2 separate regions of the Homo sapiens genome follow, and region 2 is linked to region 1. A link is an interaction called in ENCODE POLR2A ChIA-PET data of the cell type or tissue named here. Cell type or tissue: PC-3. All regions are shown on one strand.

Region 1 (8,000 bases):
CATGACTGCAGCTCACTGCAGCCTCAACCTCCTCAGCTCAATCAATTCTCCTGCTTCAGCCTCCTGAAAAGCTGGGACTACAGACACGTGCCACCACCCCCAGCTATTTTGCATAGAAGTGGGGTTTCACCATGTGGCCCAGGCTGGTCTTGAACTCCTAGCCTTAAGCCATCTGCCTGCCTAAGCCTCCCAAACTGTGTGAGCCACCGCGCCCACGCCACATTTGGATTTTTTTTTTTTTTTTTTTTTTTTGAGATGGAGTTTCATTCTGTCACCCAGGCTGGAGTGCAGTGTTACAATCTTGGCTCACTGCAACCTCTGCCTCCCAGGTTCAAGCAATTCTCCTGCCTCAGCTTCCTGAGTAGCTGGGATTACAGGTGCCTGCCACCACGCCCGGCTAATTTTTGCATTTTTAGTATAGATGGGGTTTCACCATGTTGGCCAGGCTGGTCTCGAACTCCTGACCTTGAGTGATCTGCCAGCCTTGGCCTCCCAAAGCGCTGGGATTACAGGCATGAGCCACCATGCCTGGCCTGGATTTAAATAATGTTTTTCTTATTCCTTTTGTAAGTGCTTCTATTTTTAAATGATGTCTCAGTCATTGTAATATGTGATTTATAAAATGATTCAATTTTGTAGGGGTAAGAAGTCAGTTTTCTAATGACGATTATACAGTGTGAGAGACCTCACATGTATTGGCCTCCTAGATAGGAATTACCCATATTATGAAAAGGAAAGAGGATGGAATAGTACAGGAGGAAATATTAGCAATAGTTCTGTGCAAGATCCTCTGCAGAAAGCTGTCACTCCTCTGTTAAAAGCAAGGAAATGTATAATACTTGTGTATTTGTTTGCTAGTGCTGCCATAACAAAGTGGCAAACAATGCATTAAACAACAGAAATGTATTGTCTCATAGTTCTGAAGGCTAGAAGTCAGAGAGCAAGGTGCTGACAGGGCCGTATTCCCTCTGAAGGGACTGGGGAAGGGTCTGTTCCAGGCCTCTCGTACCTTCTGGTGGTTCCTGGATTGTGGCAGCAGAACTCCAGTCTTCACATGGTATTTCACTGTGTGCCTGTTTGTGTCTAAATTTCCCTTTTTTATAAGGACACCAGAAATACTGGATTAGGGGTCCATCCTATTCCAGCATGACCTTATCTATTTTATTATATTTTATTTTTAAAATTTTATTTATTTATTTATTTTTTGAGACAGCGTCTTACTCTGTGGCCCAGGCTGGTGTGCAGTGGTGCAAGCTCGGCTCACTGCAACCTCCGCCTCCCGGATTCAAGCGATTCTCCTGTCTCAGCCTCCCAAGTAGCTGGGATTACAGGCACCCACCACCATGCCCTGCTAATTTTTTAATTTTTAGTAGATACGGGGTTTCATCATATTGGCCAGGCTGGTCTTGAACTCCTGGGCTCAGGTGATCCACCCACCTCGGCCTCCCAAAGTGCTGGGATTACAGGTGTGAGCTTATCTTAACTAATTACATCTGCAATGACACTGTTTCCAAACAAGGGTCACATTCTTATTCCTTTTATAAGTGCTTCTATTTTTAAACAATGCCTCAGTCATTGTAATGTGTAGTATATAAGTGATTTATTTTTGTTGGAGTAAGAAATTTGTTTTCCAAACCAAACATTGTATGTTCTCACTCGTAAGTGGGAGCTAAGCTATGAGGATGCAAAAGCATAAGAATGACACAACAGGCTTTGGGAACTCAGGGAGTAAAGAGTGGGAGGGGGTTGAGGGATAAAAGACAACAAATTGGGTGCAGTGTACACTGCTCGGGCAATGGGTGCACCAAAATCTCACAAATCACCACTTAAGAACTTATTCATGTAACCAAACACCACCTTTTCCCCAATAACCTATGGAAATAAAGATTTTTTTAAAAAATTTCATAATACAATTGCAAGTATTAATAGCAGAATAGACCAAGCTGAGGAAAGAATCTCAGAGCCTGAAGACTGGTTCTCCAAATTCACTCAGTCAGACAAAAATGAAAAAAATAAAAACGAATGAACAGCGGGGCACGGTGGCTCACACCTGTAATCCCAGCACTTTGGGAGGCTGAGGTGGGCAGATCACGAGGTCAAGAGATCAAGACCATCCTGGCCAACATGGTGAAACCCCATCTCTACTAAAAATACAAAAATTAGCTGGATGTGGTGGTGTGCGCCTGTAGTCCCAGCTACTCAGGAGGCTGAAGCAGGAGAATTGCTTGAACCCGGGAGGCGGAGGTTGCAGTGAGCCGAGATCACACCACTGCACTCCAGCCTGGGCAACAGAGCGAGACTCCATCTCAAAAAAAAAAAAAAAAAAAAAAAAAAAGGAATGAACACAACCTCTGAGAAATATGAGATTTTGTAAAGAGACCAAATCTATGACTCATTGGCATCCCTGAAAGAGAGGGTGAGAAAGGAAGCAACTTGGAAAACATTTGAGGATATCGTCTACAAAAATTTCCCCAACCTCCCTAGAGAGGCCAACATTCAAACTCAGGAAATGCAAAGAATCCTTGTGAGATACTATACAAGACCATCCCCAAAACACATAGTCCTCAGATTCTCCAAGTTCTCAGATTCTCCAAGGTTGACATGAAAGAAAAAATATTAAAGGCAGCTAGAGAGAAGGGGAAGGTTGCCTACAAAGGGAACCTCAACAGGCTAACTGAACTTTTCAGCAGAAACCCTACAAGGCAGAAGAGATTGGGGACCTATATTCAGCATCCTTAAAGACAAGAAATTCGTTTTCCAAAAGAGGGTCATAGGCTGGGTGCGGTGGTTCATGCCTGTCATCCCAGCACTTTGGGAGGCTGAGACGGGCAGATCACCTGAGGTCAGGAGTTCGAGACCACCCTGACCAACATGGTGAAACCCTGTTTCTACTAAAAATACAAAAAGATTAGCCGGGCATGTGGCTGGCGCCCGTAATCCCAGCTACTCGGGAGACTGAGGCAAGAGAATCGCTTGCACCTGGGAGGTGGAGTTTGCAGTGAGCTGAGATATCGCCATTGCACTCCAGCCTGGGTGACAACAGCGAGACTCCGTTTCAAAAAAAAAAAAAAGAGGGTCACAAACACCTCACATTCTGAGGTGCTGGGGATTAGGACTTCAATATGAATTTTTGTGGGACACAACACGTAACTCTCAAAGAGAAGCTTTGGGTGTTTGGAAAGTTCTCTTTTTCATCATCCATGCTAGATAAAAGTCATCTGGGTACTAAAGCCAAAAGAAATCTTAATTCCTGGAACAGCCCTCTTAGGAACACTTCTTGAGATTTGAGTTTGCCAGGCACTGTTTTAGACACTGGGGATATAGTGTTGAGCAAGACAGATGAGGTCACCCTGACAGTAGGATGGGCTTGGTTATGCACAGCAATCCCCCCAAATCTCAATGGCTTAAGGAAACAAAAGTTGATTCCTCACTCACATAAAGTAGGCTCTGCTTGTGGGCAGCTGTTCCCCTATGATAGCTTAGCATCACGCCTCCGTGTTAACACGTGCTTTCTCATGTCGATCAGCCTCTCGGAGGAAGAAAGTGGTGGAGCCTTGCACTGGTGATTAGGTGCTTCTGCCCAGAAGTGACGCACATCACAGACATTTCACTGGCTAGAGCAAGCCGAATGACCATGCCTGACCTCAAGGTGGTAAGGAAGTCCAGTCTTACCATGGAGTAAAGGAAATAACTGTGAGAGTGCCAGGTATTTTGACACACCTCATTTAACACAGAGAGAAATAAGCTCTTCTTATTTATTTATTAGTTAGGGTTTTGCTCTGTTGCCCAGGCTGGAGTGCAGTGGTATAATCATAGCTCATTGCAGCCTTGAACTCCTGGGCTCAAGCGATCCTCCCACCTCAGCCTCCTGAATAGCTAGGACTACAGGCATGTGCCACCATGCCTGGCTAAATTTTAAATTGTTTTGTAGAGATGGGGTCTTACTATATTGCCCAGGCTGGTCTCAAACCTCAGACTCCTGGACTCAAGTGATCTTCCCAGCTCAGCCTCTCGAAGTGCTGGGTTTACAGGGTTTACAGATGTGAGCTACCACACCCAGCCTCTTTTTTTTTTTTTTTATAAGAAAAAGATGCAGAGAACCTAAGTAATTTAGCCAAAGTCACTTAAATTTATCCAAAGTCAGTAAGTGGCTGAAGCAGGACTTAGACCCAGGTCATCTGACCTTGAGACCAGGGATTTTCCTACTAGCTTTATGTTATTTGTCTGCTTTCACAATCATTATTAGTGGGTACTTAACATGTCTGGGCTTTAGTTTTCCCATCTGCGTCACAGGATTGGCAGGAACATATGTGAAGGAGCTTGCCCACTGTCCATGTCATAGTGGGCGTTCGGTGAAGCCTGGTTGTTTATAGTTGTGATCTCAGCAACTCTTAGTGTGATCAATGCATTTTTTTTTCCCAGGTAAGGAAACTTGATGCCTTGGCCTGGTTATTTAAAGGGTCTGAATGAGAACCCAAATCACTCACCACTGAGCCCAGGCCTACACGTGCTACTGCTCTGATGGCAATTATTTTCAATCTGATAAGCATATTTGCTCTACAAGGGCCTAACTTGTGCTTTTGCACATGACGTTCTTTACATTTAGAAAAAGCTGCTCCTACTGCTTCCTGGGAGTCTCAAGGCAGAAAGGAATTTACTTTTGCATTAATAAGAATGTTGTGCAAATTGCCATGGTGGAAAAGTTTTTATGAGTTATAAATTTGAATCAATTGCTATATAGTTCATTGCTACCTCTGTCGATCTTTGAGATCTTTCCCTGATTATTACAAAACCTTTAAATTAAGGAAATACTTGCCAGGAATAAGGTTAAGCAATGAGAATCACAAGGTTATGTGGCAATCTGAACTTGAAGTCTGAGAGCAATTTGGCAATATCTATCAAAAATTTAAATTCATACTTAATCTTTGACTCAGCAATTCTAGGAATTCATTCTGCAGAACAGTCAACCAAACACATAGTATACAGCAGCTTTGTTTGCAATAGCAAAATCTGGAAAAGTACTTAACTGCCCCACAGAGGAATGGCTGAATCTGTTACTCATACCCACAGCACTTAAAGAGTGAAATCACTGCATGGACTGATATGGAAAAGATGTTCAAAATATATAAGTGAGGAGAGAAAATTGTAGTACTCTATAGTGGTAAACTATGACTTGTGGGCCAAATCCAGCCTGCTGCCTGTTTTGTAAATAAAATTTTATTGGAACATAGCCAACATCTTTTCATTTGCAAATTGTCTGTGGCTGCCTTCCGTCTACAGTGGAGTGTTCAGTAGTTAGGACAGTGACCATATGGCCCCAAAAGCCAAAAGTATTTACTGTTTGTCTGTTTACAGAAAACATTTTCCAATCCCTGCTCTATCATATGATCCTATTTGTGTTTTTTACAAAGGGAGCATTTGGAGGAAAGACGTATATCAATAGATATGCTTCTATAAGCATAGACAATGAAAATCCAAATCCAAACCACAGTTAAGAAATCTAAAACCACAGTAACAATGATTACCTCTGGGGAGTGGAACTGTGGAGTAAGCAAGGAATAGATAAGGTCAGAGAGTTTCCTTCTTCTTTAAAAGCTTCTGTACTCTTGGAATTATTTTTCTAAAAGCATATGCAGTATGCCTTATTTTATTAAAAAAAAAAATCAATGAAGTAGGAGGAGAACACTGATGAATGGTGTTCAGCACACCCAGTGATATAAATGCTGCCAGCTCTCTAAGGCAGACTTTCTCCAAGTGGTCCCTGAACTACCAGAGCTATCTGTTTAAAAAAAAAAAAAAAGCCGAATGAATCAGAATTGGGAGGTGCTGGGCCCTAAAATCCACTTTTTTTTTTAGACAATCTCACTCTGTCGCCCAGGCTGGAGTGCAATGGCATGATATCAGCTCACTGCAACCTCCACCTCCCAGGTTCAAGTGATTCTCCCACCTCAGGCTCCCAAGTAGCTGAGCCTACATGCGCACGCCACCACGCCTGGCTAATTTTTTGTATTTTTAGTAGAGATGGGGTTTCACCATGTTGGCCAGGCTGGTCTTAAACTACTGACCTTAAGTGATCCTCCCGCCTCAGGCTCCCAAAGTTCTGGGATTACAGGCATGAGCCACTGCACCCAGCCTAAAATCCACTTTTCAACCAGGACTCTGATGTTTGAAACCGCTGCTCTTGTAATAAATGCCAGAGATCAGCAAAAGATTTCTCAGTGGGGTTTAATATAATCAGTGTGAGATCATCCAGCAAACATCTACTCACAGCAAAAGCAACAACAATAATAGCTCCCAATTATGAGCACTTCCTAAATGCAGGCCCTGTGCTATAGGCTTTACCCACTTGGACCTGTCGAATTCACTTAGCAACCCTGAGCTGAGTGTTACTATGATGAACTTGGCTCCGGGAAGGTTGCGTGGTGACCCGAGGTCTCTGAGCTCCTTATTTGGGTCTGTCACAAGGCTAGGGGCTGGAAATGCAGATCCTAGCCCCATGGCACTTGCACAGAGATGAGTTAGTCTTCTTCTTCTTTGTGTTGTTCACCCAGCAAGCCATGTGATGCTGGTTTAATAGCTGGATCACCTTCAGCACATGAGTTCCACACCTGCAAAAGAAGAGGTTGACCCAAGTACTCTGGAAGGCCTGTTCCAGCTCCAACATTCCTCTGGCTTAAAGCAGACTTGTCACCGTAGTGCGGATGTTCAAATGTGACATGTGGCTCCTTGTCACTGCCCCCACGCACCGGAGCCCTCTTCCTAGGGCCTGTCCTCCTGTCCTTCCCTGTTGAGACAGGCAGAGGTGCTGTGCCCCGTTCCTGCACATTCAAGTCTATTTCCTTGCTTCTCTGTCTCTCCTCATGAAAGTGGATCGTGACTTCAGAACTTATATCCCTGACTAGTCTGCCAGCTCCTCACAAGCAGGGGCCATGTCACAGTCATGTTTATGCCCCTGACGTCCCGCACTGCCCATAGCAGGAACTCTGTTAATAACCTTCTGATTGCTTCTCGAATGGCTTTTCAAACAGGACTGCCTTTTTGTGCTCCTCAAGGTGACAAAGTCAGCAGCCTAGTGACTGCCTGATTCCACAGAGAGGTTCTGCGTGGGCATTTCACGTGGCACTGTGCATGGCTTTCCACACTGGGATTTCTACACCCCACAGGGACACAGAGTGTGTGCCAAAGGAGACTGAAGCCACAGGGTAGACACCATGCAAAGCCCTGGGGCTTCCATTTTACTGGGGAGTGAATAATGACAAGGTTCTTCATAGGCTACAATTTTATTATTTAAAAAAATTAAAAAATATTTTTTTCAGATGGAGTCTCGCTCTGTTGCCCAGGCTGGAGTGCAGTGGCATGATCTCCACTCACTGCAACCTCTGCCTCCCAAGTTCAAGCAATTCTCCTGCCTCAGCCTCCCAAGTAGCTGGGACTACAGGTGCCTGCCACCATGCCTGGCTACCTTTTTGTATTTTTGGTAGAGATGGGGTTTCACTATGCTGGCCAGGCTGGTCTCCAACTCCTGACCTCAGGTGATCCACCTGCCTTGGCCTTCTAAAATGCTGGGATTACAGGCGTGAGCCACTGTGCCTGGCCATAGGCTACAATTTTAAATGCCAGTTTTCCATGAATTTTGAAGGAAAAATGTGCTATTTCAGGGCAAGTTGCTATTGGTGGCTTCCATGTCATGACTGTGCCACTAGACTCCTGGAGTTAAAGTTGAGAACACTCTGGGGAAGAACTCTGTGCTGGAAGTCCTAAGATCTACATGCTGGCCCTGGCTCCTTTGTGACATCAGGCAGGTCTTTTCACTTCTCTGGGACTCGGTTTCCTTATTCTGGATAACAAGGTAGTGGGCTCCCACCTTGTGCATATGTTTTAATGTGGAAGATGTCACATCCCCACGATTTTGATATAGTCCAGTGGGGCAGGATGCAGTGGGGGAAAAAAAACCCTCTCTACCACTGAACTGGACAAGGTGGGTGATTGGGAAACTGATA
Region 2 (8,000 bases), 640 kb before region 1:
AGTGACTTGCTCAGTCAAACTGATAGAAAGAGGCAAAGTCAGGACTTCACACTCAGAGCTGAATTCCACAAGATATTGGAACCATCGCTCTGGGCTTCAAAACATCATAAATACCTACATACTAATTGGGAAAGTATGACCTAAAAGAAGAAAACCAAAGAGCTGTAGGTAAAGCCAAACAGGGGAACCAACAAGATATTCCAATGTATTCTCTCTTTACTGTTCTGCTCACATTAAAGAAAAACAGGCTGAAGATCAAAGAAAAACATTCCTGCTGACAGGCTGACCCACTCTACAAATAATTTCTGAACTGCCACAGGCACACAGATTCCCTGCCAAGGAAAATGTGGCAATTTTGCTCAGTGGATTACTGCACAGTGCTAAGTGAGTGAAGGTTGTATGGTCAAAACTGAAGTGCACACAAACCAGTTTTCTCAGGCTTCCATAACAACTCGTACCTCTCAAACTGCCTCCTTGTCTGAATGCAGCTTGCTGGGCCACAACAGAGACCTAGGGCCCTGAGTGTAAGTCTGTTATTCACTCAAGGAAATGTTCAAAACAGTAATGCCCTAATGATTTTACTGATCTCTATAGCTTCATTATAGAGTCAAGTTTCTGGGAAAGCTACTTCCCTACAGAAAGTTTCCCTTCATTCTCCTGTACAATGTCTTCTTGGCATTTCTTTTTTTTTTTTTTTTTTGAGACGGAGTCTTGCTCTGTCACCCAGGCTGGAGTGCAGTGGTGCAATCTTGGTTCACTGCAAACTCCACCTCCCGGGTTCAAGCCATTCTCCTGCCTCAGCCTCCCAAGTAGCTGGGACTACAGGCACCCGCCACCACTCCCAGCTAATTTTTTGTATTTTTAGTAGAGACAGGGTTTCACCGTGTTAGCCAGGATGGTCTCGATCTCCTGCCTCGTGATCCACCCGCCTCGGCCTCCCAAAGAGCTGGGATTACAGGCATGAGCCACCGCACCCGGCCTCTTCTTGGCATTTCTAATGTGCCACGTTTCCAGTGTGCCTCAACTCAGGGTATTTCTCAAGAGTCACTCAGGGCCAAACTGCATTAGCCTATTGCATTATGAGTTAATTTGTCCTAGAAGGAAAGAATTCAACTCTGGTTAGGGAGAACAACCAAATAATTTTAATATATGAACTCTCTATGGTACCAGGTGCTGATAAGAATACAAATTAGGAGGAGGATATAAGTCTTCTATCTCCTACACTGCCTAAAACAGCATCTTCAACACAGCAGGAACTCAACGTTTATTCAAATAAAGTAATTATGATATTGCCTATACTTTTGACAGTTTTGTTTTGCAAGATCCTAGGATGTTTCTGCCTCCTCTCTCCCACATCTCTCCTATTTAAGCTTAACAAGACACAGTGGCAGTGGGTTGAATCTGCAGAGGAGAATGGCTGGTTATCTGTAACTGGACTCTGCACACCGTGGCACTCTGCCTACAAGTTCACAAGGTTCATCACATCATAGGCCATCAGAGCTGAACCTGTCCTTCACAGATGAAGACATTGAGGCCTACAGGTCACAAAGCTCGGAAATAGCGGAGCCAGGACTCAAATCTTCTGGTTTAAAATGCATTGTTTTTTCCACTGCCTAGTTTTCCAGAGCCAAACTATCAGTGGCACAAATCAGGAGACCAACAGTTCTCAAAGTCCTGTCAGCTAGTTTACTCCAAGAGCCAAAGGAAAGGCTCTCATCTTCACTACGCTCCCAGTGAAGGCATACAGAACTTCCAGATGACCTAACGGCATCCTACAAGGGCTGAGCATTTTGGGGAAGTGAACTGCTATTGCATGGCCTTTTCGAACTGCAAACTTCATTCTTCTCTGAGCTAGAGACTTACACTCATACTACTTATTTGCTTACAAAAGAAAGACGGAAAGAAATTAGTTTGAAAAGTACTTCAGAAAAGTTGTCTTCAAAATCATAAAATGCTACTGTCTGAAGGAACCTTAGAGACCACCTATAGTCCAATCTCATTGCAGTGATGAAGAAACTGAGGCCACAGACTAATACCAAAATGTGCCTTCCCTGGTTTCAAACTAGAGGCACAGCCCCCAAGAGAATCTATCTTCTTCTTCAATATTCTTTCCATAAAGCCAGTGGGGGTACATCAATATCATCCAAGAAGCATGATTCCTGGAACGAATCATCTTCTTGGGTCAGAATACCCCACCCACAGGGTCAGAGTACAGAATGTGTATTTTGTAAACCTCCCTCCGGTGATTCTGACAGGCAACACTGCTTAAGAATCCATTCTCTTCCCCATCCTTTTCTTTTATTAAAAGATGACCCAGTAGCTGACTTAACATATTACTGACACCCAATCACCAAACTTAATGGCTACCCGGTATTCACGCAGCAGGGAAAAGACATCCACGAAGCTTTCCTGGGAAGTGTTAAAAGTCAGGGCCCAGTCACGTCACTCTACTAGATATCAATTCATTGTTCCTGCCTAATATTTATTCTTTGGCCAGATACTAATAAAAATCAAAATCTTCTACCCCACAATCCTGCAAAGAAGACAGAATTTGTTATTTGTTTTCCTGAACTATTCAACGCTCAATACTTTTTCCAGAAGGACCATAAATCTGAGCTTTACAGCAGGAATGGGCTGTTGAGGAAAAGAAAAATCTGTTCTACCCAGTTCAAATGTTACTCTAAGGACTAAGCCTCAGCCTAGGGAGTGAAGTTAAAATACAGAAGAGACTCAGTTAGTATATTTATTCTTATCAGCTTCTGCCCCCCCACCAAAAAAAGAAAAGCCAGAAAGCAAAGCTAATTTAATCTGATTTTCTTTCATATTACAGTCTACAGAACTTCAAAGTGCAAGGTAAACAGGTAAGAAAATACTATTGTCTTTATAGCCTCCAAAAGCATTAAAGTTTATCATCAAAAACACATCACAACCCCAAAGGGAAAATCCTCTTGGGTCATTAAAGAAGTAAGAACTGAGCAACAAAACCAGACAGCCATTCCAAGCAACCAGTAGTGACTGTGAGAAACGTTTGAGGAAACTGAATCATCATTTCTTAGGAGACAAAAAGCAAACCACATACTTCCCCCAAAATTCCACTATGTGAGTCAAGAGATCCAGTATCTGAGAAGTTCGTCTCAAAAAGCTTAAGAGTCTACATTTTCCCTTCTAGCCTGGCCTTGCCAGATATGTACACTTGGTACCATTCCCCAAGCACCAACTGCTATACACTTAGCATGGGAGTATTCAGGCAAAGCATCTTTCCATCCCTGAAATAACAAAACCATCTTGGCCACAGAAAGAACACACATATGAAATGTTCCCAAGTCATCAGAAGTGCACTCATGGAAAACCACAGCTTCTAAGTTCCTAAAAGCTGAACCCGAAACACTGCTAAATGGTCACTTTATTAATGTACTTGTGGTCAGGACAAGGCATCAAGTAAAGGGAGATGCTGATTCTGTTAAGTAACAATTCTGAGCACCTCTCTTCTGAAATACATATTTAAAAGTATCAGGAGCAGCTTATACTAGGAGAGAAGACTAAATGCATAAAACTGAATTCAATAAGCAGAGGAACACACTGAAGGACACAGAGATAAGAGCAATTACCAGTTTTGTAGGAAAATAGACTCCCAGCCTAAGGCAAGTAGGTAAGATATGGGGGGAAAAATATGCAAATTTGCACATGGAATGTTGCTAAGTTTGCTATGAACTCTCAGAGTCTGACAATAAATAGCTAAATGACTTACTGTGCACATGTATACAGGTTATATTTCAAAGCACAAATGAGTTTCATCATTCTCTAAAACTAGAAATGATAATTTCTTGGATAATAAGCAAGATCTAGTGGAAAAGATCCCGTATTTCTCACACAGAAAGAAGTCTTAACTTCTCTGAGCATATCACGATTGGGGAAGGGCAGAGGTTAGCTGACTTCTCCAGTCCCATACTTATCTTACTAACAGAATTCTCTATCTTTGTCTGGGAGTTAAGACACTTAGACTTTTCATAACCATTTGTGGAAATTCCTTCCCTACAACAGTCATGCTGCTATTAGAGATGAGGAATACTGAATATTTGCTGAGAAGTGTAACCTAACTAAAGCTATTTCTCTAGAGATTTCCAACACGTAAGCCTGCTCAAAAGAATAAGCAGGGACCTATCCCTAGGTCTCTGACTGACCTTCAACTATATAAACACCCTTTGGAAAGTGCATCTTCGAAATTACCAAGAACCTACTTTTAAAAGCTGAAGTAAGCAGCTGAGTAAATTTAATTTAAAATTAATACTTGGAAGAGTTTCAAACTTTGTGGTATCTATTGAAAGTGAGCAGGAAAGTGTGCTTCTGTGATGTTATACGTATATATTGGTTTGCATCCATGGTTCCTGGTTCATAACCCCCATAGCCCTTGTTATAGTCTTCTATTATAATGCTGGGGCACTTTGGGCCTCAGGAAACAGAATCTCTCTCAACCTTCTCCTGTCCTCTTTTACCTGCCTCAAAGCAAGACTCTAGTCCAACTGTGGGCCAAAAAACCCTCATTCCTGGGAGGGTTGTGCCCCATATTCTGGAGGAAGGAAGGCTGCACAGAAAGGCCAGCGACAACCTGAACAGACAGGCCTTGCTGGGTTTCCGGTCAGTCTATTAGTATGAGATCATGCCTCCTGTGTCCAGTCACATTTCTACATGGTTGTCAATCATGCCTATGTAACTAAGCCTCCATAAAAACCCAAAAGGACAGGGTTCAGAGAGCCTCTGGATAGCTGAACACATGGAGGTTCCTGGAGGGTGGTGCACCCAGGGAGGCATGGAGGCTCCACACCCCTTCCCCTATACCTTGCCCCATGCATCTCTTCATTTGTAACCTTTGCAGTATCCCTTAAAATAAACCTGTAAACCTAAGTAAATGTTTCCCTGAGTTCTGTGAGCTGTTCCAGCAAATTAATCCAATCCAAGAGGAGGTCATGGGAACCTCACCTTGAAGACAGTCAGTCAGACATTTTGAAGGACCAGACTTGTGACAGGTTGGGGTTGGGGGAGACAGGTATGGGTTGGGACTGAGCCCTCAACCCATAGATCTGATGCTATCTCCAGGTAGACAGTGTCAGAATTGAATTAGGCGACACCCAGTGATGTCTGCTTCTTGGAGTGTGGGGAAAAAAATCCCACACGTTTGGTCACGGAAGTCTTCGGTGTTGATTGTTGTGGTGTGAGAGTAGAGGAGAGAGTTTTTCCCTACGGCTTCCAATGAAAAATTATGCATTATCTGGGACGCCCCTCCGGGTTACCAGATTCTGATTATGAGGAGGCTGTTTACGGCTCTGAAAGTTGTAGATAACTGATAGCAGTGCAAAGTAATCTAGATCCCTAAATATGCAAATTCTGCCGTCAGGTGAAGTTTCACCTGACTTTCCTACCCCTATGACAGAGAGTTGTTTTGCCTCCATTTGCACATTCATTTGATATTCCTGATCCATAAATGAGCAGCTTTTTGGACCTCTCCTTTGAACCAGTTATAACATCTGCCTGGTTTCCTCTTTTGGAGTAAAATAAAATCTTCAACATATGTTCATTTTATATCTGTATAAGAGTCAGGATATTACTTTCGAAAATTATCTTTTAACAAAAGCTAGAGATCTTTGCTGTTCCAGACTCCTCCGACGCCCAGAAAATGCTTGTGAACATAAAATCTTATATAATTACAAAGAATTCAGGACATCCTAAAGGCCAGTCATAAAGGTCCATATTCCCCAGTTAATAACTTCTGTTCTACAATAAAGCATAGAAATAGCCTCGATATTACAAAAGGTCCTATATAAGTAAAGTAAGCCCAAGATCCTGTGTCTCCTGTAGGTGAGAACAAGAGACATTGTTAGATATATCCATTACTTAAAATTCTGTAGGAAAAGCCCTGTAACTGCAATAAAAAGGAGTGCAGTTCTGATCCATGCTACAACATGGATGAACCTTGAAACCATTAAACGAATGGTTAATCAGGAAGTCAATCAGGAAAGACCACATATTTACTGTATGATTGTATTTATATGAAGTGTCCTGACTAAGCAAATCTACACAAAGTAGACTGGTAGTTGCTGAGGACCGGTGAGAAGGAAATAAGGAAGTGACTGCTGAGTACTGGGTTTCTTTGGAAAATGTCCTAAAATTGATCGTGGGGATGGCTGCACAACTGTGAATATACAAAACACCAGAGTTGTACACTTAAAAAAGCATCATGACCTAACAGTTCCATTTGTGTTCACCAAATGTCCCTTCAGCTAAGAAACCACCTAAGATTCTTTGGATTCACAGGCTTTCTTTTAATAAAAAAATAAAATTTAAAAGGCCTTCTGAAAAAGTTTTTAAATGGGCCAAGGACAGCAGAAATTGCAACTCCAGAAATAGAGAGTAAAGCTCTGGACTCCAAATGAAAGCAACCATAACTACCTAAGAATAACTTGCCTAAAGGTATATTTTTACGAGTTATAATAATAAATTATTAACGACTAAAATGATGAGATTTTAAAGAATATTTTTTTATCCAGCAATTCCTAAGCACATACTGTAGCAACTACCCAGATATCTGAAAAGGACAGTGACCTTTGAGTATTCCCCTGAACTGACACCTCACCACTACTCTTGCGGACTCTGAGAGTCATGTTAATCTGTTCTACAGAAAGGCAGCTGTGGTGTCCTAGAAAGTCTGGACTGGTAATCAAAACCTTCGGCTCTAATTTTAGCTCTCACTTAGAAGCTGTGTGATGTGTGGCACAACACTAAACCTCTATGCAACTGGACTCTGCTCATCTGCAAAAATAGAAGCCATTGGGATAATTCAACAAAACGTTCAGGAGAAAAAAAAAAGATACCATCGTCCACTCACAGGGTTGTTGTGAATATTAAATGAGATAAGGTAATAAGAAAATGACTGCAGATAATAAACACTCATTAAATATTCAGTGAACCTGAATTATCCAATGATAAACATTTTCCTTTTCTCTTCAATAAGCAACAAGGAAAAGTAACCTTCCCAGTCACAAAGGAGCTGGAAGAGGCTTTAAGTAGTTTGATTCCCATGCCTATGTTGTATTTTCTTACAGACGGTGGTAATAAAACACACCTTAGTAATGAGCTATTTCTCAGTTTTCTAAGAGAGATGTTAAGTCAACTCTTAATCTTCAACAATCTATTAAATCAATCAGAAGGCTGCGAGTGCCCTCTGGCCTACCTATACAACAAGATTAAATCACTTACCTACTATCTTTACAGATCGTAAACCTGTGTGTTTTCAGTCATCCAAACAGACTGTTGACTCTTGTGGTCGTGATTGTTGGGAAAGCATTTGAAAACATTTTCAGAAAGGGCTGGGTAACAGAGTCTTAGGCTTTCTTCCACTCTGGCCCAACACAGCCAGACAGGGAGCAGACTTACCCTGGCATCCTCATATTTGCCCTCCCCAGCGCCCTTCAGGACACTTCTGAAAGGCATCCCCTTTCAGAAGAATGTGAAAACAGAATTTCCAATTTGCCTCAATTGTCTCAAAGACTCGGTGCCATTAAGACTGGAATTCAATACAGAATTGATCTATTCCTTTTTAGACCCATCTGTCAAAACGAATTCAAAAGAATGGAATTAAATGCTTCAGTGAAAGCCTCCAAAAAACATGGTCCCCCAATATTGAGTATAAAGTGTTACTACAATAGCCACTTAGAATCTAAAGCATTCTAGAAGATTATGATTTTAACCTGAGAATTAACTACTACAAATATTTTAAATTCTGCCCTTAACAGGGTCCTTTTCATACTCAAAAAGAACTAAGGTTGCTTTGTTCCCATCAATTGTGTATTAACATTTACAGACTAGATAAACAAGAATGCAGTAGGCTTTACTCTCTGGGGAAATTACAGAAAAGGAAGGGCATTTCACATTTTAGAATTGCTTGTACAGGCTGGGTACAGTGGCTCACACCCATAATCGCAGCACTTTAGGAAGCCGAGGCTTCT

The links. Peaks named below come from ENCODE experiments on the same cell type or tissue, not always from the same donor. Only the 100,000 strongest peaks of a DNase experiment are listed, where the experiment ranks them.
Region 2: POLR2A ChIA-PET joins it to region 1 with 7 read pairs; 1 of 35 experiments calls an interaction of 5 or more read pairs at or near these places.

What each region holds. Positions count from the first base shown.
Region 1 is chr10:70,189,076-70,197,075 of GRCh38, reverse strand. No RefSeq gene overlaps it. Among named protein-coding and RNA genes, the nearest start is that of SAR1A, 23 kb to the right of the region's middle. In PC-3, no CTCF peak of the experiment used is centred here; DNase peaks (open chromatin) are centred at 2,425 and 4,995.
Region 2 is chr10:70,828,436-70,836,435 of GRCh38, reverse strand. The region is part of intron 2 of SGPL1 (sphingosine-1-phosphate lyase 1); the gene reads right to left. Among named protein-coding and RNA genes, the nearest start is that of SGPL1, 16 kb to the right of the region's middle. In PC-3, no CTCF peak of the experiment used is centred here; DNase peaks (open chromatin) are centred at 3,055, 6,055 and 7,295; H3K4me3 peaks cover 3,473 bases; H3K27ac peaks cover 5,774 bases.